Regions from separate parts of the Homo sapiens genome. Here all the other regions are linked to region 3. Evidence: read pairs that join two places in POLR2A ChIA-PET (ENCODE). Cell type or tissue: Panc1. All regions are shown on one strand.

What was found. Peaks named below come from ENCODE experiments on the same cell type or tissue, not always from the same donor. Only the 100,000 strongest peaks of a DNase experiment are listed, where the experiment ranks them.
Region 1: POLR2A ChIA-PET joins it to region 3 with 10 read pairs; 1 of 35 experiments calls an interaction of 5 or more read pairs at or near these places.
Region 2: POLR2A ChIA-PET joins it to region 3 with 5 read pairs; 2 of 35 experiments call an interaction of 5 or more read pairs at or near these places.

Annotation. Positions count from the first base shown.
Region 1 is chr19:40,177,003-40,185,002 of GRCh38, reverse strand. No RefSeq gene overlaps it. Among named protein-coding and RNA genes, the nearest start is that of MAP3K10, 10 kb to the left of the region's middle. In Panc1, no CTCF peak of the experiment used is centred here; DNase peaks (open chromatin) are centred at 6,086 and 7,128; H3K27me3 peaks cover 1,291 bases.
Region 2 is chr19:39,134,748-39,142,747 of GRCh38, reverse strand. All of the region lies in intron 1 of PAK4 (p21 (RAC1) activated kinase 4), which reads right to left. It overlaps PAK4-AS1 (PAK4 antisense RNA 1), which reads left to right and starts at 6,185. Exons shown (of 2, transcript XR_007067254.1): 1 at 6,185-6,326; 2 at 7,544-8,000. RefSeq lists enhancers at 3,122-3,711, 6,862-7,607. In Panc1, no CTCF peak of the experiment used is centred here; no DNase peak of the experiment used is centred here.
Region 3 is chr19:39,547,185-39,555,184 of GRCh38, reverse strand. It overlaps LOC105372399 (a long non-coding RNA gene), which reads right to left and starts at 7,728. Exons shown (of 3, transcript XR_935966.3): 1 at 7,609-7,728; 2 at 1,829-2,039. RefSeq lists an enhancer at 2,478-2,567. In Panc1, no CTCF peak of the experiment used is centred here; a DNase peak (open chromatin) is centred at 3,534; H3K27me3 peaks cover 2,393 bases.

The DNA of each region.
Region 1 (8,000 bases), 630 kb before region 3:
CAGTGGCTGTGCCATTTGTGAGTCTGATTCTGAGGCTTATTGCTTCTGCTTATGTAGTTTATTTCCTGTTAGTGATTTTTTAAAATATCAACTTATGTTCCTTGGGATTTTATATGAGGAATTTTTTTTTTTGAGATGGAGTCTCGCTATCTTGCCCAGGCTAGAGTGCAGTGGCACAATCTCAGCTCACTGCAACCGAGATCTCCCTCCTGGGTTCAAGCGATTCTCCTGCCTCGGCCTCCCAAGTAGCTGGGATTATAGGAGCCTGCCACCACGCCTAGCTAATTTTTGTATTTTTAGTAGAGACAAGGTTTCACCATGTTGGCCAGGCTGATCTGGAACTCCTGATCTTCCCACTTTGGCCTCCCAAAATGTTGGGATTATAGGTGTGAGCCACCGTGGCCAGCCCTAAGGAAATTCTTGAAAGCCCAGGTTTAAATGCATTTTCCTGGCTAGGTGCAGTGGCCCATGCCTGTAATCCCAGCACCTTGGGAAGCTGAGGTAAGAGGATTGCTTGAACCCAGAAGGTCAAGTTTGCAGTGAGCTATGACTGAGCCACTGCACTCCAGCCTGGGCAACAGATCAAGATCCCATCTCTACAGCAACAACAACAAAAGACTTTTTTTTTTGGACTCTTTTCAGTCTTTTATTTACCATACTCTCTTTTTTTCTCCTTTCCTTGCTTCCATGAATACATTGATTATTTTCTACTTCTGATTTGAAAATTATTTAATTTAAAAAAATTTTAAAAAGTTATAGTAGTTATTCCTAACATGCTCAGACTAATTTGTGTTTATTCTACCCCATAAATTCTCCCCTCTGCTTCCTTTTGCCCTGAAACTGCCATATTGATATTTTTTAGACTTTTGATTTTGGATTTGTATAAATATGCCTTTTGGGGGCATTATTTATTTATCATAGAAATGTAGTCACTATTATTTGCTGTGTCTCATAAGTTGTTTCTCTTCTCGCTGTAATACTTCCTCCAGGATTATTTTTGAAGGTTTTTGTGGGGTAAACTTTTTTTTTTTTTTTGAGATAGAGTCTCACTGTGTTGCTCAGGCTGGAGTGTAGTGGTGGGAACTTGGCTCACTGTAACCTCCACCTCCCGTGTACAAGTGATGCTCCTGACTCAGCCTCCCAAGTAGCTGGGACTGCAGGCACCTGCCATCACACCCGGCTAATTTTTTTTTTTTTTTTTTGTATTTTTGGTAGAGACAGGGTTTCACTGTGCTGGCCAGGCTGGTGACGAACTCCTGACCTCATGATCCGCCCACCTTGGCTTTCCAAAGTGCTGGAATTACAGGCATTGAGCCACTACGTCTGGCCCGGGATAAATTTTTGACACTTTTTTATATCTGAAAATATCTTTATGTACCCTCACATTTAAATGACAGTTCTGCTAGACATAAAATTCTCTAAGTTCCAAGTGTTTTCCTTTTATTCTTTGAACAAAATACTACCCCATTGTCTTCTTGCATCTGTTGTTGCTGCTGACAAGTCTGGTGTTGTTTAGTTTCTGAAAGCTGTTAGAATTTTTCTCTTTGACGGTCTTCAGATTAATTGAAAATTATCTACATATTTTGAAACCTATTTGTCTATGAGCCTGGTGTGGGTACCCCACCCCCCAGATTCACATGTTGAAGTGCCAACTCCCAGTGCCTCTGACTGTATTTGGAAATAGGGTTGTTGCAGGTGTAGTTAAGATGAGGTGATACTGGAGTAAGGTGGGTCCCTACTCCAATATGACAGGTGTCCTTATGAAAAGGGGAAATTTGAGGCCGGGGCAGGGGCTCTCACCTACAATCTCAATGCTGTGGGAGGTGGGTGGATTGCTTGAGGCCAGTATTTGGCGATCAACCTGGGCAACATAGTGAGACCTCATCTCTACAAAAAATACATGTTGGCCAGGCTGGTCTTGAACTCCTGACCTCAAGTGATCTCTCCACCTCAGCCTCCCAAAGTTCTGGGATTATAGGCGTGAGCCACTGTGCCCAGCCTGTTTTTCATAATTATTTATGTCATTTTGATTTGTGGCCTGCAAATATCCCTTCCTCAATTAAGCCTCCTCCTGGGCTTTGGCAGGGCTGGAGGTAAATTACTGACAATTCTGGTTAGAAGATAGCATTGCCATTTGCTCTGCTATGTCATCTTCATCCAGCTTAATGTCACTCACAGAGCTGCTTGGCTCTGGGCTGGGGACCAACAGGAAGCTATTCTCTTTAATTTTTTTTTTTTTTTTTTTTGAGACAGAGTCTCTGTCTCTCACCCAGGCTGGAGTGAAATGGCATCATCTTGGCTCACTGCAACCTCTGCCTCCTGGGTTCAAGCAATTCTCCTGCCTCAGCCTCCCAAGAAACTGGGATTACAAGTGCCCGCCACCACGCCTGGCTAATTTTTTTTTTTTTGAGCCAGCCTGACCTCTGTTGCCCAGGCTGGAGTGCAGTGGCACGATCTCGGCTCACAGCAAGCTCCGCCTCCCAGGTTCATGCCAATCTCCTGCCTCAGCCTCCCGAGTAGCTAGGACTACAGGTGCCCGCCACCACGCCTGGCTAATTTTTTATATTTTTAGTAGAGATGGGGTTTCACCCTGTTAGCCAGGATGGTCTCGATCCCCTGACCTTGTGATCTGCCTGCCTAAGCCTCCCAAAGTGCTGGGATTACAGGTGTGAGCCACCTTGCCCGGCCAACCTTAAGATTTTAATTACCATGAAAAACAAGAGATGAGACTCTGAATGAGGCCCTTCCTGACATCTGGTATAGCTCCATGGAACTTCCAGATATTTATAAACAGAAAGAAGGATGAAGTCTTGATATAAGAATTTGCAGCCAGGCACAGTGACTCACGCCTATAAGGCCAGCACTTTGGGAGGCTGAGGCAGGAGGATCGCTTGGGCCCAGGGGTTTGAGACCAGCCTGGGTAACATGGTGAGATTCTGTCCCTACTAAAAATCAGACAAATTATTGGGTGTGGTGGTACATATCTGTGGTCTCAGCTACTCAGGAGGCTGAGATGGGAGGATTGCTTGAGCCCAGGAGGTTGAGGCTGCAGTGAGCCATGTAAGTACCACTACACTCCAGTATGGGCTTCAGAGTGAGGTCCTGTCTCAAAAAAAAAAAAAAAAAAATTTCTGTGCTCCATTCTCAGTGCCTAAATCTTAGATTAACTGGATGTTTCAGTGGGCACTTCCTAGAAGGATTCTTCTCTGTGAAAGGATCTCCTGCTAAACCCTGTTCACTCTTGGGATACTGCAGTGGAATTTGCTGACTCCATACCTAAGGGACAGTGCAGGTAGGTCCATTGGTGCCCATAGGGATGTTTCCAATTGTGTCTGTTTGGTTCCATCTTGTTTTACGTGGAAGTTCTTTCATGCTTTATCCACACAAGGTGTCCAATTCATCCAGCCTCCATTCAGGGAGCCTATAAGGATCCAAGTCTATTGAAAGGTGGGTTGTCCATAGGTGATGAGTGTGTAAGGGGGTAAACTCCAGAACAGCTCATCTTTGAATCCTTTTTACTCTGTCTCTGGTTCTCATGCTCTTTTTGGTTCTCTGTTCTCCTACTTCAAGGACTCCTGGGATGTTTTCCAACACCAACAGCCAGTTCTCTGATTCTCTGGCCACCAACTGGATATTCAACAATTCAGTTCAATTCTGATACTACCTGGAGTTAGGGCAGATTCCACAGCTGAAGGGCTCAAAACTGCCCCACCCACCAACTTCAGATGCCAGTTGCAAGTCCCAGGACTCCCATACTTCTGACCAATGTAAACCAAAAATAAAATTCTTTTTTTTTTTTTTGAGACAGAGTCTCACTCTGTGCCCAGGCTGGAGTGCAGTGGCATGATTTTGGCTCACTGCAACCTCCACCTCCCAGGTTCAAGCAATTCTCCTGCCTTAGCCTCCTGAGTAGCTGGGACTACAGGCAGCCACCACTCCCAGCTGCTGATTTTTATATTTTTAGTACAGACGGGGTTTCACCATGTTGACCAGGCTAGTCTCCAACTCTTGACCTCAGGTGATCCACCCGCTTCAGCCTCCCAAAGTGCTGGGATTAACAGGCATAAGCCACTGCACCCAGCCGAGACCAAGGTTCTTCTTATGGAGATGAAGCCTCCAGGTAGCAGGCTTCAGAGAGAATAGATAGTAAAATTTCTTGCAGTGGCACGCACCTGTAATCCCAGTTACAGGGAGGCTGAGGCATGAGAATCACTTGGACCCAGGAAGCGGAGGTTGCAGTGAGCCAAGATTGGGCCACTCCACTCCAGCGTGGGCAACAGAGTGAGACCCTGTCTCAAAAAAAAAAAAAAAAAAAAAAAAAGAACTTGGTCCCTTATCCTAACTCAGATACTCCTTTCTATTGACTCCAGGTCTTTAGTTAAACTCTTTCAACCAACTGCCAATCAGAAAATCTTTGAATCCATCCATGACCTGGAATCCCCACCTCCCCTCCCTTCCACCCCACTGCCTTGCTTTCAGTTGTCCCACCTTTCCAGACCAAACCAGTGTATATCTTACACGTGTTGGTTGATGTCTCATGTTTCCCTAAAATGTATAAAAGCAAGCTGTGCCCCAATGACCTTGGGCATGTGTTCCCAGGATCTCTTGGGGTTGTGTTATGGGTCATGGTCACTCGTATTTGGCTCAGAATAAATCTCTTCAAATATTTTACAGAGTTTGACTCTTTTGGTTGACCAACCAGCTATAAATCGGGGGGTTTGCATGCCTCCCTCATAATGTTCGATAATTTTCTAGAACAGCTCACAGAACTCAGGAAGACACTTTACTTATGTTTACCAGTTTAATATAAAGGGTACAAGGGAACAGATGAAGAGGTGCATAGGATGAGGTCTGGAAGGGTTGTAAGTACAGGAGCTTCTATCGGCATAGAGTTGGAGTGCACCACCATCCCCGTCTGAGGATATATTTAACAATCAGGAAGCTCTCCATAATCTCGAAGTTTAATTTTTTTTTTTTTTTTTGGAGGCAGGCTAGAGCGCCCAGGCTAGAGCTCAGTTGCATGATCATGGCTCACTGCAGCCCCAACCTCCCCAGGCTCAAGTGATCCTCCCATCTTAGCTTCCCGAATAGCTGGGACCACAGGTGCATGCCATCACGCCTGGCTGTTCTGTCTTTTTTGTTGTTGTTGTGGAGACGGGGTCTCACTCTGTTGCTCAGGCTGATCTTGAACTCAGCCTCAAGCGATTCTCTCACAGCAGCCTCGCAAAGTGCTGGAATTACAAGCATGAGCCACTGCCCCTGGCCTCAAAATTTGTCTTAGTTCTTGCTTTTGAAAAGCAAAGAACAGGGGAGAAATTTGTCACTGAGGGACAATAAATGTGAGGAGGAAGAGGTAGGGTGATTGCAGGGTAGGACAGAGGGTGTTGATCATGCAAGAGTCAAGATGGACATGACGATCAAGAAGGGAATGGATCCTTTTTCTTGAAAACAGACAGGAATTGGCCGGGCGCAGTGGCTCAAGCCTGTAATCCCAGCACTTTCGGAGGCTGAGGCGGGCAGACCACCTGAGGTCGGGAGTTTGAGACCAGCCTGGCCAACATGGAGAAACCCCATCTCTACTAAAAATACAAAATTAGCTGGGCGTGGTGGCACATGCCTGTAATCCCAGCTACTTGGGAGACTGAGGCAGGAGAATCGCTTGAACCTGGGAGGCAGAGGTTGCGGTGAGCCAACATTGCAGCACTGCACTCCAACCTGGCCAACAAAAGCGAAACTCCATCTCAAAAAAAAAAAAAAAAAAAGAAAGAAAGAAGACAGGAATCTGAAGCAGAAGATGAGAATAAGGACTGGGGTTGAGAGGAAGAGAGGTGAGACAATAAACATGGAGAGAGAAAAGAATTGGCCAAGGAAAGATGCAAGAGGCCGTTAGAAGCCAGAGGATGGGGCAAAAAAGAAGCTGGTATGGGAATATCTACCGGGAAGCTTTTCATTTTGTGCATACCAGTATTGCTTTCTTTTGAGTACCTGTGACTCACCTTTAGGTATACACTTCTTTGCTGGAACATTCTCATTGTGTTCTGTCAACTGCCCTGAGGAGTGGGCTAGAACAGAAGTGGCTTGTGAGGCCCAGCTGTCCTAATGCCCCAAAGGCAGCTCCTGGACCAGTGGATTGAAATGGATGTATCATTATATGACAAATCGCCTTTGAACGTGCCTGGAGATCTGACTGTCAGCAAAGATCATGTCAGGGCACTGAAGTACTTCTTTGGCTTCTTTAAAACACAGTAAGCCAGGGATAGTGTCTCATGCCTGTAACCCTGGCACTCTGGGAGGCCAAGACAGGAGGATTGCTTGAGCCCAAGTGTTTGAGACCAGCCTGAGCAACATTGTGAGACCCCATCTCTACAAAAAAATTTTAAAAAATCAGCTGGGCATGATGGTGGATGCCCTGTAGTCCCAGCTACTTGGGAGGCTGAGGTGGGAGAATCACTTGAGCCCGGGAGGTTGAGGTTGTAGTGAGCCATGATCACGCCACTGCACTCTGGCCTGGGTGACAGAATAAGACCCTGTCTCAAAACAAAACAAAATAAAACAAAAACAGTAAACTTTGAGGATAAGGAGGGTGTTGATGGATCTGTTTGTAATTCCTTCACTCTCTTTCCTTCCCCCAAACCTATTTTGGGCCAGGAGCAGTGGCTCAAGCCTGTAATCCCAGCACTTTGGGAGGCCAAGACGGGCGGATCACGAGGTCAGGAGATCGAGACCATCCTGGCTAACACGGTGAAACCCTGTCTCTACTAAAAATACAAAAAAAAAATTAGCCAGGCGTGGTGGCGGGTGCCTGTAGTCCCAGCTACTCCAGAGGCTGAGGCAGGAGAATGGTGTGAACCCGGGAGGCAGAGCTGGCAGTGAGCCGAGATTGTGCCACTGCACTCCTGCCTGGGCGACAGAGCAAGACTCTGTCTCAAAAAAACAAATAAACAAACAAAAACAAACAAACAAACAAAAACCTATTTTGGTTTGTACAACCTGGAAGATCCCCAGAGTCTTCCTTGGCTCTATTTTTTGTCTCATTTTTTTTCTTTGACATTTCTCCTTTACATGACTCACAGTTGACACTGCCGTGGGCCTGAAGAGCTCAGTCATGTCCCAGGGCAATTCCTACTGGGGTGGGTGTAGGTTGCACTTCAGACAAGTTGCGAGGTGTGCTTCTGGACAAAAGCAGTCAAGGATGGCTGATAATGGGGATAATGGCCTGCTACAAAGAAGGATCTCATAACTGAGCAAGAAATCCATCCTTGCTGTAATCACCCAACTGGTTCTTCTTGCCTGCTGCCCAGAAAAGCCAAGACACCAAGAACAGCAGGAGTTACAGCAGAGAAAGTTTAATAATCACAGGGCCAGTCAAGTGAGAAGAACAGGAGATATTTCTCAAATCCACATCCCCAAGAATTTGGAGGCTAGGGTTTTTCAAGGATAGTTTGGCAAGCAGGGGACTAGGGAATGAGGAATGCTGAGTGGTTGGGTCAGGAATGAAATCATAGGGGATCGAAACTGTCTTCTGTGCTAAGTCAGCTCCTGGGTGTCAGTTGCTGGTCCAGGTGGCGCCAGTTGGTCCATACGGAATGCAAGGTCTGGAAAATGTCTCAAATACCAGTCTTTGACTGTACAATAGTGATGTTGTCCATGGGGGAATTGGGGAAGTTATAAATCTTGTGACCATTGGCTATATGATTTCTGAGTAATAAGCAGTTACAAAAAAAGGCAAGTTATAAAACAATGACTTGTTAGAGTTTAACTATATCCACATCTTAGAAGAAACAATGGCTGTTAGAGTTTAACTATGCCTTCATCTTAGCAGAATTCAGGCCCCTACCACAATTCTAACCTTGAGGTCTTTCATTAGTTATACAAAGGCAGTGTCAGTCAGTCCCTGAGCAAGAAGGGGGTTAGTTTCAGGAAGGGACTGTTATCAGCTTTATTTTATTCGTTTTATTTTTTATTTTTATTTTTTTGAGATGGAGTCTTGCTGTGTTGCC
Region 2 (8,000 bases), 410 kb after region 3:
AGACCACTCTGTTCTGAAGGTGTCACCACCACGCGATGCGGAAGGGGTTGCCAGGGTGGGTGGCAGCAGCTCTCAGCTGGAAGCCTGTGGCCCTAGCAAAGCAGGAACCAGAGGCCCACATGTTAATGCCACTGGTTTACTTGAAGCCGGGGCACCCAGCCTATTGCTCCCAGGCCCCGGGGGGTGGGGAAGGGGGGACCCGAGCCTCAGTCCTTTGGTCCCTCCCACCCTACTTCTGCTGGATCTGGGTACCAGCCTTACTAGGAGTGACTTCAGAGTGTTCTTCTCAACCCACTCGCTTTTTTAAAAAAAACTTAATTTTTACTTGAAAACTGAACTTGACAGTCATACAGACATGTAAGTAATTCTGATGCTCATCCAAGCAACCACCTAAGAAAGCGTGCTTGCCAGAAGAAACTGAACCTGCATCAGATCGAGCTTCTAGACCTAAGTCCTAACTTACAGGAAGCACAGAGACAGAGAACACGTGCAATGACACCACAAGGATGTATCAGCTGGCCCCAGACTGCAAAACTCCAGGACAAATGGCCTAGGTCGCCTGTAGAAAAACTACGACAACATGCACGCCAAAGAGCTGATGCCAGTATCTGAGCATGACGGCGCACACCTGTGGTCCCAGCTATTCAGGAGACTGAGGCGGGAGGATTGCTTGAGCAGGGGAGGTCAAGGCTGCACGTGAGCTCTGATCGCTCCACTGCACTTCAGCCTGGGTAACAAAGGGAACAAAACAAAACAAAAAAAAGAGGCCTATCAACCGGATGCAAAGTGTAGACCTTGTCCAGACCCAAATCAAACAAATGGGCCGGGCGCCGTGGCTCACGCCTATAATCCCAACATTTTGGGAGGCCGAGGCGGGTGGATCACTTGAGGTCAGGAGTTCGAGACCAGCCTAGGAAACTCTGTCTCTACTAAAAAATACAAAACTTAGCCAGGCGTGGTGGCGGGCGCCTGTAATCCCAGCTACTCGGGAGGCTGAGGCAGGGAGAAGTGCTTGAACCTGGGAGGCGGAGGTTGCAGTGAGCCGAGATCGTGCCACCGCACTCCAGCCTGGGAGACAGAGTGAGACTCTGTCTCAAACAACAACAACAAAAAACAAATGAAAAAGGATTATGGCAGGGTACGGTGGCTCACGCCTATAATTCCAGCACTTTGGGAGGCTGAGATGGTTATATCACTTGAGGTCAGGACTTCAAGACCAGCCTGATCAATATGGTGAGACTCCATCTCTACTAAAAATACAAAAATTAGCCGGGCATCATGGCACACGCCTGTAGTCCCAGCTACTCGGGAGGCTGAGGCAGGAGAATCACTTGAACCCAGGAGGCGGAGGTTGCAGTGAGCCAAGATCGCACCACTGCACTCCAGCCTGGGTGACAGAGTGAGACTCTGTCTCAAAAAAAAAAAAAGGATTATAAGACAACTGGGGAAGCATGAGGAGACTGAGGCAGGCTTGTTCTGGAAAAGTGTGGAATATTTCTGGCTGTACGACGTTTGGGATTTGCTCTGAAATAAGCAGGGAGGTGAGGAGCAGGCACAGGCGACAAGGCCTGGCCACAGCTGCTACCTGCTGAGCTGCTGACAGGGACCCCAGGAGGGCGCGAGACTATTCTTCTGGGTATGTGTGAACATTTCCATAATACAAAGGTGTTCAACATTTTACCAAAGGAAATGTGACCTCATCGTAATGGCAAAGAATTATGGATCACTCACCCTGTGAATCCTAACTACTAAATCCAAGCACGGATCCTGCCTCTCTAATAAGTGTAATGGTAATAAGAGTACTAGTAACCAGAATGGCATAATGACAGTGGCCCTGTTCTGAGCATCACACAGCAGACTCACTTCATCCTCCCAGCAACCCTGGGAGGCAGCAGGAATCATTATCCTCCTGCTCCAGATGTGGGAACTCAAAAACATCTGAGGCTCAGGGCCTCGCCCAAGGTCAGAGGATGCTGTGCCGGAGCAGGGAGAGGCTGCAGGTGGAGCTGGACTCCTGAGCCCTTCGCTGGAGAGGGGTAGGGGGAGAGGAGGCAAGGGGAGCCCTCATCCCTCAGTGAGTGGGGACATACGGGACCATCAGCTATCAGTCCCCCCTAGTCCCATCAAATAATAAAGGCTCTTGCAATGTAATATTCGCCTTTCTAGCACAAACCTTTGTTGCAATTAAACTACTGACCGACAGGCAGTCCTACCCACAAAAGCTGAAACATTAACTGGCAGTAGAGGACTCCCGGGACCGTAGAGGTGGCTGGTGTCACAGGGCATGTCAGAGTCAACCCGTGGGGACAGTCCTCCCTGCAAACTTGCAGAGCCAGCCCTAGCCACCCTTGGACTGTCAGTCAGATGGTGTGTTGCCCCCAGCCCCAGACTCCACGTGTCAGGAGCTGTTAGGGAGGCCAGCGTGGTGACATCAGCATCCTTCCCCTCAGAAGGATGTCCTGGGCCTGCAGAACCCATCTCCCCTCTGTGGCTTCAGCCAGATCCTGCCTCAAAACACAGAAATCTGGGAAGTTTCTGCCAGGGGAGGAGGGAAGCTGAAATGCAGGAGGGTGGGGTGGGGAAGGGAGATAAGAGGCAGAAAAACAGGGAGAGAGACAGAGGTGAAACAGAGAAGGCCCAGACAGACATCTGGACAGACCAGAAATGGGAAGATAAGACAGTGACAGAGACTGCCATCGCCAAGCTCGAGGCCTTCTCTGGGCCTCAGTTGCCTTATCTGGAACACAGGAATCACAGTCACATGTCCCCGTAGCGTGCCGTGACTTAACCCCTCCATGTCAGAAGCCTAGAAAAGCACCCAGAACATGCCAAAAGCTAAAACACATTTGTTGCCATTCCTGCAGGCCAGCAGCCCTCACTCCAGCTCAGAAGCATGTCAGAGTCGCCAGGGGAGCATTAAAAAACCCCAAGGCCCAGACCCCACAGCTGTACAGTCAGCTTCAAATGGTCCAGCTTGGGCCCCTGCAGTGCCTCCCACCCCGGGTGACCCTAAGGCGCAGCCAAAGGATAAGGAGATTGGGGAGTGGGCAGGAGGATGGATCCAGCCCTGAGACCTGGATGGGGGAGGGTGTAAAGAGAGACTGAGACAGACTGATGGAGTGGGGGGAGGGCAGTACCCAGAAGGCCCTCTCTGGCTCACCTTCCCCCACTTAGGACCATCAGGAGTCTGGGGCCTGCTGAGGAATGCAAGGAATGAAGTCAGGCCTGGCACAGCCATCTCCAGAGTCCCCTCCCCATTCGCAAACTCCCATGAGGTGTTCCTGGTCCAGCCGCCTCCAAGCCATCACTCAGTCCTCCCTGAACACCCCTTCCCAGCCCCCTCCTTGGAGCCCAGGTCCCGAACCCTTTATCCCGCTGGGTACCCCGACACTGGCCCAGCTCAGGCATCCCCCTCAGTGTACTTCTCAGTGTCTGCAGGAGTTGCAGCAGATGAACAACCATGATCCCAAGAACTGGCAAGGGGCCGTGCGGCTGATCACCAGCTCTGACAGGAGGGAGGCCCGAGGAGGCTTCCCAGAGGTGCTGACCTTTAAGCCAAGACCCACAGAATAAATGAAGTCCGAGCACTCCACAAAGGCCAGCGAGGCTGGGGTGCTGCAGGAAAGTGGGGAGGGACGGGCCCTGCCAAAGCTGCTGGAGGGACAGGGCCAGCCCCTCCCCAGCCAGCCATGGGCTGTGGGGGATGATGTGAATCAGGGGAGGAATCGGCTGTAATCTCCATCACACCTGCTGCCCTCCACCTGTCACAGCTCAGTGGGGGATGGAGAACCCCCCACTGACCCACTGGAGGGTGCTGGGGTATCCCCATATCCTGCCAGCCCCCCAGAGTAGGGCTGGGTCCTGGCTCCTTCCTGCCACGCTGTGGGGAGACCCCAGCTGAGCTGCTTCCCGCATCCCAGAGCCTGTTCCCTAATAATTAAACCGTAAGCTGATTAGTCAAGGCAAACCTTTAATTAGCCCTTGAAATCATTCAGGAAAATTACAGCCTCCTTTCTGGGCACCCTGCCCGCCCTCCGCCAGGGTCCAGGGGCGGTACCAGGGAAGAAGCAGAGAATGGGAGAAGTGGCCTCCTGCCACCGCCATGAGGTCCTCAGCCAGCAAGGCTAAACCCAGGGTGCACGGCATCTTGTGGGAGTGGAGGGCACAGACTCCCTGCCACATCATGAACTACCCTGGGAAAAACCCCACAAGAGGTGGGCAAGGCGTCGGCTGGAAAAGTATGAACGAGAAGACATAAACAAATGGAGAGACATACCACGTTCATGGATTGGGAGACTCAGTGTCAGGTGTGTGCGCACGAGCACACGTACATACACTGACAACATGCTTGTCTAATATTTAAAGGGAATTACAAAAAGTCAAGAATGGGCTGGATGCCCATTACAGTGGCTCATGCCTGTAATCCCAGCACTTTGGAAGGCTGAGGCGGGCAGCTGGCTTGAGCTCAGGAGTTTGAGACTAGCCTGGGCAACATGGTGAAATCCCATCTCTATAAAAATACAACAACAAAAAAAAGTTTGAGAACAGGATGGCCAACATAGTGAAACCCCACCTCTACTAAAAATAAAAAAAATTAGCCCATTAGCCCAGGGTGGTGGCGTGTACCTGCAGTCCCAGCTACTGAGGCTGAGGAAAGAGAATTGCTTGAACCCAGGAGGTGGAGGCTGCAGTGAGCCAATCTTGAACCACTGCACTCCAGCTTGGGTGACAGAGCAAGACCCTGTCTCAAAAAAAAAAAAAAAACCTCAGGAATGGCTAAGACACTAGGCACAGTGGCTCCCGCCTGTAATCCCAGCACTTTGGGAGGCCAAGGTGGGCGGATCACAAGGTCAGGAGATCGAGACCATCCTGGCTAACACGGCAAAGCCTCATCTCTATTAAAAACACAAAAAATTAGCCAGGCATGGTGGCGCACGACTGTAGTCCCAGCTACTCCGGAGGCTGAGGCAGGAGAATCGCTTGAACCCGGCAGGCGGAGGTTGTAGTGAGCCAAGATCGTGCCACTGCACTCCAGCCTGGGTGACAGAGTGAGACTCTGTCTCAAAAAAAAAAAAAAAGGAAAGTGACCTGAACTGGCCCTTCCTTCACAGGAGTCTGGAAGAACAAATTGAAAGCTGCCCCACCTGACTGGCTACCAGAAAAACACATCAGACCACAGAGGAAACACCACCAGATCTACTCTAGTTTGCAAAATGGGCGAAGGACTTAGCATTGGTGCCCCCCTCACCTCCCAATCTGTGAAATGGGTCACACGGGTGCAGCTACCTCCTGGGATTTCAGGGAGGCCCAGGCAGCAGCTTGGGAGCACTGGCCGGGACACAGGGCCGGCACGCACAAACCCTCCATTCGTCTTTCCTATTCATCACCCTGAAGAGCTTCCCGGATCTAGAATAAGGACTCCCCGGGCCCAAGGTCACACCAGGCCTTCTCCTGCCTCCAAGCAGGGGTGCCCCAGATGGCTCCAGAGGCCAGGCTCCAAATGGGCGGCAACCGGGTCTGTTTATCCACCACCGCATCCCTGGAGGCCACACGGGTCAGCACTCCACCAAATTTGTTGGAAAAAAATAAACAATCACATTTATATTTATGTATCAGGCACCAGGATAAGTGTGTTAGGAGCAGAACTTCAGGAATGTCCAGGAACACCTGAAGCAGCCACCTTCTAGAGAGGAAGACACTGAGGCAGAGAGAGGCCCAAGCAGCTGTCAAGACTGGAATCCAGACCAACCCAAGAACCGACCTACCTGTCTTCCTTCAATTCCTCAAAGGCCCCCTGCACTCCCCCGCCGGGAGACCTCTGCAATGGCAGCTGCCTCAGCCTCCTCCCTTAGTCGAGGCCAAGTTCATCCTTCAAGTGGCATTTCCTCCTCAGGAAAACCTTCCCGGTGTGCCCCACCCAGGGCGGGTCCCCATTAGACGCTCTGGCAGCCCAGCTTACTACAGTTCAGTCAGTCAGTCAGTCAGTCAGTCAACCAGCATTTACTGAGAGACTACCACACTCCAATCCCTGAGAACATAGCAAGGGGCAGGGCAAGGCCCTGTGGTTCTACCCCTACCCCCATGCCCTGAGGCTACGTTATGCCGGGAGACAAAATAAACCAACAGACCCACATGTCATAATGGAAGTAACCATCATGAGGGTTACCGGGGGAAGGTGCTAGAGGGAGGGTGACAGGGGCTGCTCCTGGGGACCCATGGTCGGGAAGAAACATCTCCCCAAGGGGGCCACTGTCAGCAGAGGCTGACTGAACAGAAGGAAGGAGGGTGCTGCCTGCCCAGGGGGCAGCAAGAACAAAGGCCCCGGGGTAGGACCTGCCTGGAATGTTCCAGGAATGGTGGCAGGAGAAGAGGGAAGCAGGGCAGGCAGGAAAGTGGCCAGGTTGCCTGGGACCTTGCAAGCTTCTCTGCTGGGAGAGGTGGAGCCAGGGGAGGGTTCCTGCCCTGACCAGGTGTGCACGGCTACCTCTGGCTGTGTGCGGACAACTGTGGGGACAGTGGGGGAGAAGGGAGCAGGGAGCACGCCTCAATGGTCCAGGAGGGAGATGAGGGTGGCTTGAACTAGGGGGCCACGAGGAAGAAGGGTAACAAGGAAGGGGGGTAACGAGGAAGGGGGATGATGAGGAAGGGGGGTGACGAGGAAGAGGGGTGACAAGGAAGAAGGGTGACGAGGAAGAGGTGTGACCAGGAAGGGGGTGGCGAGGAAGGGGGGTGACGAAGAAGGGGGATGACGAGGAAGGGGAGTGACAAGGAAGAGGAGCCCGCAGCACCAGGTTACATTGTCATGTAGAGTGACAGGCTTTCCAGACACTTTGGATGTGGCGGGGGGGCAAGAGAGGAGTCAAGGTGATAGGGTGCCAGATTTGGAGAAGCCTAATCCCGAAACAAGACGAGGGATGGGGGTTCCTGTTCCCAAAATGGGGTCACTGTGGGAAGATGGGGGCCGGGAGCCTCCAGCCCGGCTTATCTTTCTGTTGCTCTGCAGTCGAGGTCTGTGTTCCCACTGGACTGAGCTCGGGGAGGGCTGCCTGTTGTTTGGGTTCACCCTTCAGTCGCTGGGCCCCAGCGCAAAGCTGGTCAAAGAATACACGCTTGGGCAGGGCGCAGTGGCTCACGTCTGTAATCCCAGCACCTTGGGAGGCTGAGGCAGGTGGATCCCTTGAAGTCAGGAGTTTGAGACCTGCCTGGCCAACATGGTAAAACCCTGTCTCTACTAAAAATACAAAATTAGCCGTGCGTGGTGGCACATGCCTGTAATCCCAGCTACTTGAGGGGGTGAGGGAGGAGAATGGCTTGGATCTGGGAAGCGGAGGTTGCAGTGAGCTGAGATCGCGCTGCTGCACTCCAGCCCTGGTGACAGAGCAAGGCTCCATCTCAAAAAAAAAAAAAAAAAAAAAAAAAAAAAGAATAAGCACTTGACTCCTGTCCACAGAATGGGTGAGAGTCGGAATGGACAGGAGCAAGGGGAGGACAAAATAACATGAGGGGCTCAGCCCGATGATAACCAGTGGTGTTACTTTTGCAGGAAAAAAGAATAAAAATGTTCCAAGGTCAACCAAAAAGTCTGACGGTACCAAATGTTGGTGAGGAGGTGGAGCAACTAAGATCCTCAGTCACCACCGCTAGGAGGATACACAGATTTGACCACCTTGGGAGGCTGTGTGGCAGCGCCCACTAAATCTGAAGCTACCCCACCCTCTGCCCTGGGCTACGCACTCCTGGGTATATTCCCTGAAGAAACGCAGGCACCGGCACCCCAGGAGATGCTACAAAGAGATGGCTCGCATCAGCGCAGCAGGAGATGGAGGAACAGAATATTATATGGGGCTGGGCACAGTGGCTCACGCCTGTAATGCCGGCACTTTGGGAAGCTGAGGTGGGTGGATCACCTGAGGTCAAGAGTTCAAGACTCGCCTGGCCAACGTGGTGAAACCCCCTCTCTACTAAAAATTAAAAAAAAAAATTAGCCAGGCATAGCGGTG
Region 3 (8,000 bases):
CTCCTCTCTACTCTGCCCTAGTACCTACAACACCCACCCAGAAAACTCCTAATTATACATCAAAACCCGGCAGACTCACTTCTGTTTACAGACTACATTTTGTGGCTATCTGAGACAGTTGCTCACTGCATTTTCAATGTTTCCTCTCATTCTTCCAGTGAGGCTCTACCCCTCTATGTCACGTGGTCCCTGTTTGCTGGATCTCCCCTCTAGCCTGGAAGATCCCCATGGCCAGGGATTGTGTCTCTTGACCTTGAATTCCTGCATCTTGCACAGGGCCTGCCACGAGGTTAGTGCTTGACAATGTTTATTGAATGGGTACTTTTAAGTTCCACCAACTGTGACTCCCATTCACTGCTGATGGCCCAGTTTCTCTTTGGAGTAGCCCAGATCTGGGCTGGAGGTGGCCAAGAATGAAACCCAAGTGTTCTTAGAGAGGAGGAACAGGACAGATGTTGCAAAACATAGGATATTATTTTAGCAGCCTATAGTAGGCATATGAACAGATGCCTCACTTAGAGCTGAATAAAATGTTCACCTTTTGGCCTACCCGTTAGAGAAGGTGAGAAAATTTCAATATAATCTGTATTGCTGTAGCTATGAAGAAAGTCATCTTAAAGGTATTAATTTATGAAATTTTAAGATTTTTCACACAATTTTCAACCAATTATTTTATGTCTTTGCAAGTATCCTCCAATGTAAGTATTGGTAGGTTGATAATTACAAAAGAGTTGATTAGAAAGCTTAATACAGCACCCTTTGTGAGAGCAAAATACTAAAAACCACGCAGTAACCATCAAAACGGTCAAGTTCAATCATTTTGGATCATCCTTCTACTGGCATATTATGCAATCTTTAAAAAATGAAGCAGCAGGCCAAGCGCAGTGGCTCATGCCTGTAATGCCAGCACTTTGGGAGGCCAAGGCGGGCAGATTACCTAAGGTCAGGAGTTCGAGACCAGCCAGACCAACATGGAGAAACCCCATCTATACTAAAAATACAAAAAATTAACCAGGCGTGGTGGTGCATCTCTTTAATCCCAGCTACTTGGGAGGCTGAGGCAGGAGAATCGCTTGGACCTGTGAGGTGGAGGTTGCAGTGAGCTGAGATTGCGCCATTGCACTCCAGCCTGAGCAACAAGAGCGAAACTCCATCTCAAAAAAAAAAAAAAGAAAAATGAAGCAGCACCATAGATAGATGAATTCTCCAAGATATGTTCTTTGACTATAAATCGACTCTAGTTTCCAAAGTGTAATGTACAAAGACATTTATAACAGCATTTGTTTAAAAAGAAATGAAAGCATATATGCATATATGTATATATGAATATGTGTATAGGCATATATACAAAAAGGAATGAAAGCATATTATACAAATGAGGAAGAGGAAATATACGGTTCTCTAATGGTAGATTATCTCTGGAAGGAGAGCAGAGAAGCTGGTAGTGTTGTTCTGGGGAGTAGGAGTGAGGTTCGGGAGTGAAAGGAAGAGTTAATTTTTGACTGACTAAAATAATTTGATTCATACATGTATTTTGTCTATTTGGCCACATGAAAATGTAAATAACAGCATGAGCAGAAATGACAGCTATGGAAATGATTCTCCACCTTGGGGGAAATGGCAAGTGAACCAACCTTGACCTTGGTCAGATTTGGGAAAGAGCTGAGGGTGGCAGTGCAAGCAGAGGGTGCTCTGTGATGAAAAGCCTGGGGCAGGAGTCGTTATGGGAGATGGGTCCCGAGGGACTGGTGGGGCCAGGGCAGGGAGAGCTACCTCCTGCTCTGGGAGTCCACAGAGGCTGCATGCTGGGAGCTCCTGGGGTGCTCACCTGGTCCTCCTTGTCCAGCACTCAGATGCGCAGGTCAAATGATTGGCCACCCTCAAAGGGCATATTGTCAGATTTCACCTCACACTTCCAGACCCCCCACTCATGGCTGTTCATGGCCACACAATGACCAAAGTGCACTCGGAAATGGAAAGCGATGTCTGAGTCCTCATCCATCCCGGTGTGGAAATCCACCTGCAGCTGTGGCTCCTTGCTGAGGGCAAAGCACACGGTGTGTTGGGCAGGTCCTTCCCTTGTGGGGCACACACTTACACCAACACAAATTCCCTCCCCACTCAGAATCTCTGAGAGAGAGACAGGGGCATCAGTAGATGTCATTCCCCTGTGATTTCAATGTGCAGACAGGATGGAGAACCAGCGGGTTAGAATAATTTGTCACAGAATTGATGGTATTATGTGGCAGATACCCTTTTTCACAAGAGGTATTAGGAGGATTTGGGGAAATGCTTATATGAGTGTAGCCTAATTTTACTGGCCCAGCCCCATGAAGAAGCCCACCTTCATTTTCTTCAGTGAAGTATAAAGGGGAAAAGAAAGATACAGAGACCAAATTTCTTATTTATTAAAAGTCAGAACCTGGGCAACATGGCAAAACCCCATCTCTACAAAATATACCAAAAACAAAAAAAATTAGCCAGGCATGGTGGCATATGCCTATTGTCCCAACTACTCAGGAGGCGGAGGTAGGAGGATCAGTGGAGCCCAGGAGGTCGAAGCTGCAGTGAGACATGATTGCACCAGCCTGGGTGACAGAACAAGACCTTGTCTCAAAGGGAAAAAAAAGAGAAGTCAGTATTCGTAGACTTACAGGAAACCACAGTTTCAGTTCTGGAGAGACCTCTAGAAATAGTCCATCTCCTCAAAATATACACAAAATTTCAGAGGAGACATCAACTCAACAAGTTAACAATAGAGGAAGTACTTAGTAAGTTGCTCTGACAGGGTCCCAAAAGAACACTCAAAAGGGCCAGGCACGGTGGCTCACACCTGTAATCCCAGCACTTTGGGAGGCCAAAGGTGGGCGGATCACCTGAGGTCAGGAGTTCGAGACCAGCTTGACCAAGATAGTGAAACCCACCTCTACTGAAAATACAAAAATTAGCCAGCATGGTGGCGAGAGCCTGTAATCCCAGCTACTTGTGAGGCTGAGGCAGGAAAATCGCTTGAACCTGGGAGGTGGAGGTTGTAGTGAGCCGAGATCGCACCATTGCACTCCAGCCTGGGCGACAGAGCAAGACTCCATCTCAAAAAAAAGAACACTCATAAGAGACAAATGGTGGATGACAACTTTGATAGACAACTTCGATAGAATTTTTCACATTAACAATCTCAGAAGGCCGCCCCTGATGGCTCACGCCTGTAATCCCAACACTTTCGGGGGCCAAGGCAGGTGGATCTCTTGAGCCCAGGAGTTCAAGACCAGCCTGGACAACATGGTGAAACCCCGTCTCTACAAAAATTAGCCGGGCATGGTGGCATGCATTTGTAATCCTAGCTATTCGTGAGGCTGAGGCAGGGGGATAGCTTGAGCCCAGGAGGCAAAGGTTGCCGTGAGCCGAGATCGTGCCACTGCACTCCAGCCTGAGCGACAGAGCCAGGCCTTATTTCAAAAAAAAAAGAGGAAAAAAAAAGAAAAAAAAAACACTATCTCAGAAGAGATAGCAAATCTGGGTAAGTCTTTAGAACTTGTTTCTATCAAGATTTTGACTTGGCTGCCCTCTAGTGGGCAGAAGCCTGACCCGACAGTAAGGAGAGAGAAAACGGTGGGCTCCACTTTCCCCAGTGTTCCCAGCTGGAGTGTGGATTCTGCACAACCGTTACCAGGATGCTCTGAGTCCTGGCCTCTTTTTTTTTTTTTTTTTTTTTTTTGACAGGTGGAATCTCACTCTGCCACCCAGGCTGGAGTGCAGTGGCCCGGTCTTGGCTCACTGCAACCTCCGCCTCCCGGGTTCAAGCAATTCTCCTGCCTCAGCCTCCGGAGTAGTTGGGATTACAGGCATGTGCCACCACGCCCAGCTAATTTTTTTTTCTACTTTTAATAGAGATAGGGTTTCACCATGTTGGCCAGACTGATCTCAAACTCCTGACTTCAAGTGATCCACCTGCCTTGGCCTCCCAAACTGCTGGGATTACAGGCGTGAGCCACTGCGCCTGGCTGAGTCCTGGCCTCTACTTAGAGGTTTATGTGCAAATGTTTATTTCCAGAAATTGTTTGCAGCAGTGACTTAGGGGAAAGGACAGTTTAATCATAAGGAAGCAATCAGACGCCAGGCGCCGTGGCTTACGCCTGTAATCCCAACACTTTGGAAGGCTGAAGCGGGCGGATCACCTGAGGTCGCCAGTTTGAGACCAGCCTGACCAACATGGAGAAACCCCGTCTCTACTAAAAATACAAAAAATTAGCTAGGCATGGTGGTGCATGCCTGTAATCCCAGCTACTCGGGAGGCTGAGGCAGGAGAATCGCTTGAAGCTGGGAGGTGGAGGTTGCAGTGAGCGAGATCATGCCATTGCACTCCAGCTTGGGCAACAAGAGCAAAACTCCGTCTCAAAAAAAAAAAAAGAAAAAACAATCAGACAATCCCAGAAGTATGGGATGTTATACAAAACAACTGGCCTGGACTACGCAAAAACTCAGTGTCAAGATAGCCACAAAAAAGGAGAGGAGGCCGAGCACAGTGGCTCACACTTGTAATTCTAGCACCTTAAAGGCCAAAGCAGGCAGACTGCAGACTGGGGGAGGATTGCCAAAGGCCAAGAGTTCAAAAACAGCCTGGGAAACATATCAAGATTATCTCTACTAAAAAAAAAAAATTAATTAGCCGGGCATGGTGGCACCCACTTGTAGTCCTGGCTACTTGGTAGGCTCAGGTGGGAGTGTCGCCAGATTGAGGCTGCAGTGAGCCATGATTGTGCCTTTGCACTCCAGACCAGGAGACAGCAAGACATCATCTCGAAAACAAAACCAAAAGAAAAACAATCGCAAGATGGGCATTGGTTAGATCAGATCTCTTCCACTGTTATAATTTTCTCACTGTTATCATTCATGCAAAAGTGGTTTCAAACCTAAGCGTAAAAATGAACCATTTTTCCTGTATCTTTGAGTCTTCAATCTGAAAGTGCTTGTGTATACATGTTAAATAAATTTGTATGCCTTTTCTCCAATTAATCTGCCCTTTGCAAATTGATTTGTCAGCAACCTTGAGAGGACCAAAGCCCTTGGCCCCTACAAGGGATTTAATTGGCTTTTATTTTATTTTATTTTATTTTATTATTTTTCTTCTGGAAGTTGGCTGCCTTTCTAATTAAAAAAAAATACCATAGGTAATTCTTTTCTTTTTTATTTATTTTTTTAAATAATAAGGACAAGGTCTTGCTATCTTGCCCAAGCCAGTCTCAGACTCCTGGGTTCAAGCAATCTGCCACCTCAGCCTCTCAAAGTGCTGGAATTACAGGTGTGAGCCACCGTACCCAGCCAACTTATTCCTTTTATTTGTCATCCTTATGTAGTAGCTGAGACCACACAGGTGTGCACCACCATGCCTGGCTAATTTTTGTGTGTTTTTGTAGAAACAGAGTCTGGCTGTGTAGCCCAGGTGGGTCTCAAATTCCTGGCTTCAAAGAGTCTCCTGCCTCAGCCTCCCAAAGTGCCAGAATTACAGGCATGAGCCCCTGCGCCCTGCCTGTTTAACACCTTTTCAAATCACCTTATTTGAGGTGGTATTTATTCCTCTTCAAACTGCAGGGAAAGGTCTTCCAGGCCAATGGACCCATCGCTTCTAAAAGAGTTCCAGTGTTGGGTTCTGATCATGGCCTCTACTTAGAGGTTTATGTGCAAATATTTATTTCCAGGATCTGTTTGCAGCAGTGACTTAGGGGAAAGGACTTCTCCTATACCTTATGCTTCTATCATTTTCAGGCTCCTTTTGTGAACTAGGATGATTTAACTTTAGGATAAGTTCTGTTCTTGCATTTTATTTCTTTCACTAAAAGAAAAGATGAGCCAGACGCAGTGGCACATGCCTGTAATCCCAGCACTTTTGAGAGACCAAGGCAGGCGGATCACCTGAGGTCAGGAGTTTAAGACCGGCCTGGCCAACATGGCGAAACCCCGTCTCTACTGAAAATACAAAAATTAGCCGGGCAAGGTGGCTGGGGCCTGTAATCCTAGCTACTCAGGAGGCTGAGGCAAGAGAATCACTTGAACCTGAGAGGCAGAGGCTGTAGTGAGCCGAGATAGTGCCACTGCACTACAGCCTGGGTGACAGAGCGAGACTCAGGGTCAAAAAAGAAAAAAAAATGATGAATTGGCCTAAGTTGATTTTATCTTCAAATAAAGAAATAATAAGCAGGTAATGTTCTTTAGCATGTATAAGGCTGGCCAGGCACAGTGGCTCACACCTATACTCCCAGTGCTTTGGGAGGCTGAGGCAGGTGGATCACTTGAGGTCAGGAGTTCGAGACCAGCCTGGCCAACATGGTGAAACCCCCATCTCTACTAAAAATACACAAATTAGCCAGGGGTGTTGGCACATCCCTGTAATCCCAGCTATTTAGGAGGTTGAGCTATGAGCTACTGGGGAAGCTGAGGCAGGAGAATCACTTGAACCCAGGAGGCAGAGGTTGCAGTGAGCTGAGATCATGCCACTGTACTCCAGCCTGGGTGACAGAGTGAGACTCTGTCTCAAAAAAAAAATTAAAAATTAAAAAAAATTCTCATGTAAATACAATGTGACCCATGGTTCAGAGACTTATTTAACTCATTTATCAGGGAGCTGGCAAGATGGTAAAACTGGCTCAAAGAAAATTTGAGAAATTGAGGATATATAAACTGAATAAAGGATGCTGTAGCTGTGGGACCAGCCCAAACTGGGCCTATTCTGTTGATAACAAAATGTTGGCCGAGCACAGTGGCTCACGCCTGTAATCCCAGCACTTTGGGAGGCTGCGGCGGGCAGATCACCTGCGTTTGGGAGTTCGAGACCAGCCTGACCAATGTGGAGAAACCCCTGACTCTACTAAAAATACAAAATTAGTTGGGCGTGGTGGCGCATGCCTGTAATCCCAGCTACTCGGAAGGCTAGGCAGGAGAATCGCTGGAACCCAGGAGGTGGAGGTTGCAGTGAGCCGAGATCGCACCACTGCACTCCAGCCTGGGCAACAAGAGTGAAACTCCATCTCAAAAAATAATAATAATAAAGTTACCTTGTAGGTTTAACAGAACCAAAATTGCAAGTCATGTAGCCTGAGCATGCAAAATAGAAAACGTTTTGACCTCTAACTACACCTGGAACCAACAATTTCCTCCCCCAGGAACCAATAAGACTGGGACATAAACTGAGTACAGTGGCTCATACCAGTAATCCCAGCACTTTGAGAGGCTGAGGCGGGAGATCGCTTGAGCCAGGAGTTTGAGACCAGCCTGAACAACATAGCAAGACCCTGTCTCTATTAAAAAAAAAAAAACAAAAAACTGGGACATGATCAGAACCCAACGCTGGAACTCTTTTAGAAGCGAGGGGTCCATTGGCCTGGAAGACCTGAGGCTAAAATCTGCCTCAACATGCCTTAGCATAAACGGTCAAATTCCAGAGAGGCGCAGTGGTTCACGCCTGTAATCCTAGCACTTTAGGAGGCCAAGGCAGGCGAATCACCTGAAGTCAGGAGTTCCAGACCAGCCTTATTTCCACGCTTTCAATAATTCTTAACAGTGTTTCCAGGAGTTAGAGAGTTTATACTAAGGGTTCTCAGACTCCAGTATGACCTTCTGTTTTCCCCTGAGCTGAGATCCTGGGTGTCCTTCAACTGCTACCAAGCAAGGGGAAGAGAAGAAGGATGGAGACAATTTCATGTCCTTTAGAGCTTGAAGTCCATTAGAGATATGCTTCCATGTTCTGCAAAATCAATACAAAGTATATAAGAAGGGATTATAGGTGGAACAGAGATCATTAGATGAAGATTAGATGACCTTATGTGTGTAAAGCTTTTTGACATAGAGTAGTGCTGGAATAAATGCAGCAATGATGGTGAGAGTGGCCAATAAGGTGGAAGAAAAGTAAGAGCGCATGATGTGGCCTTCCCTGTGGCTTGGGCTTTTCACAGGGCCGGGTTCCTAGAAGAAGCAACCCAAGAGAGAAGGTCTGAAGAGCAGGCAAG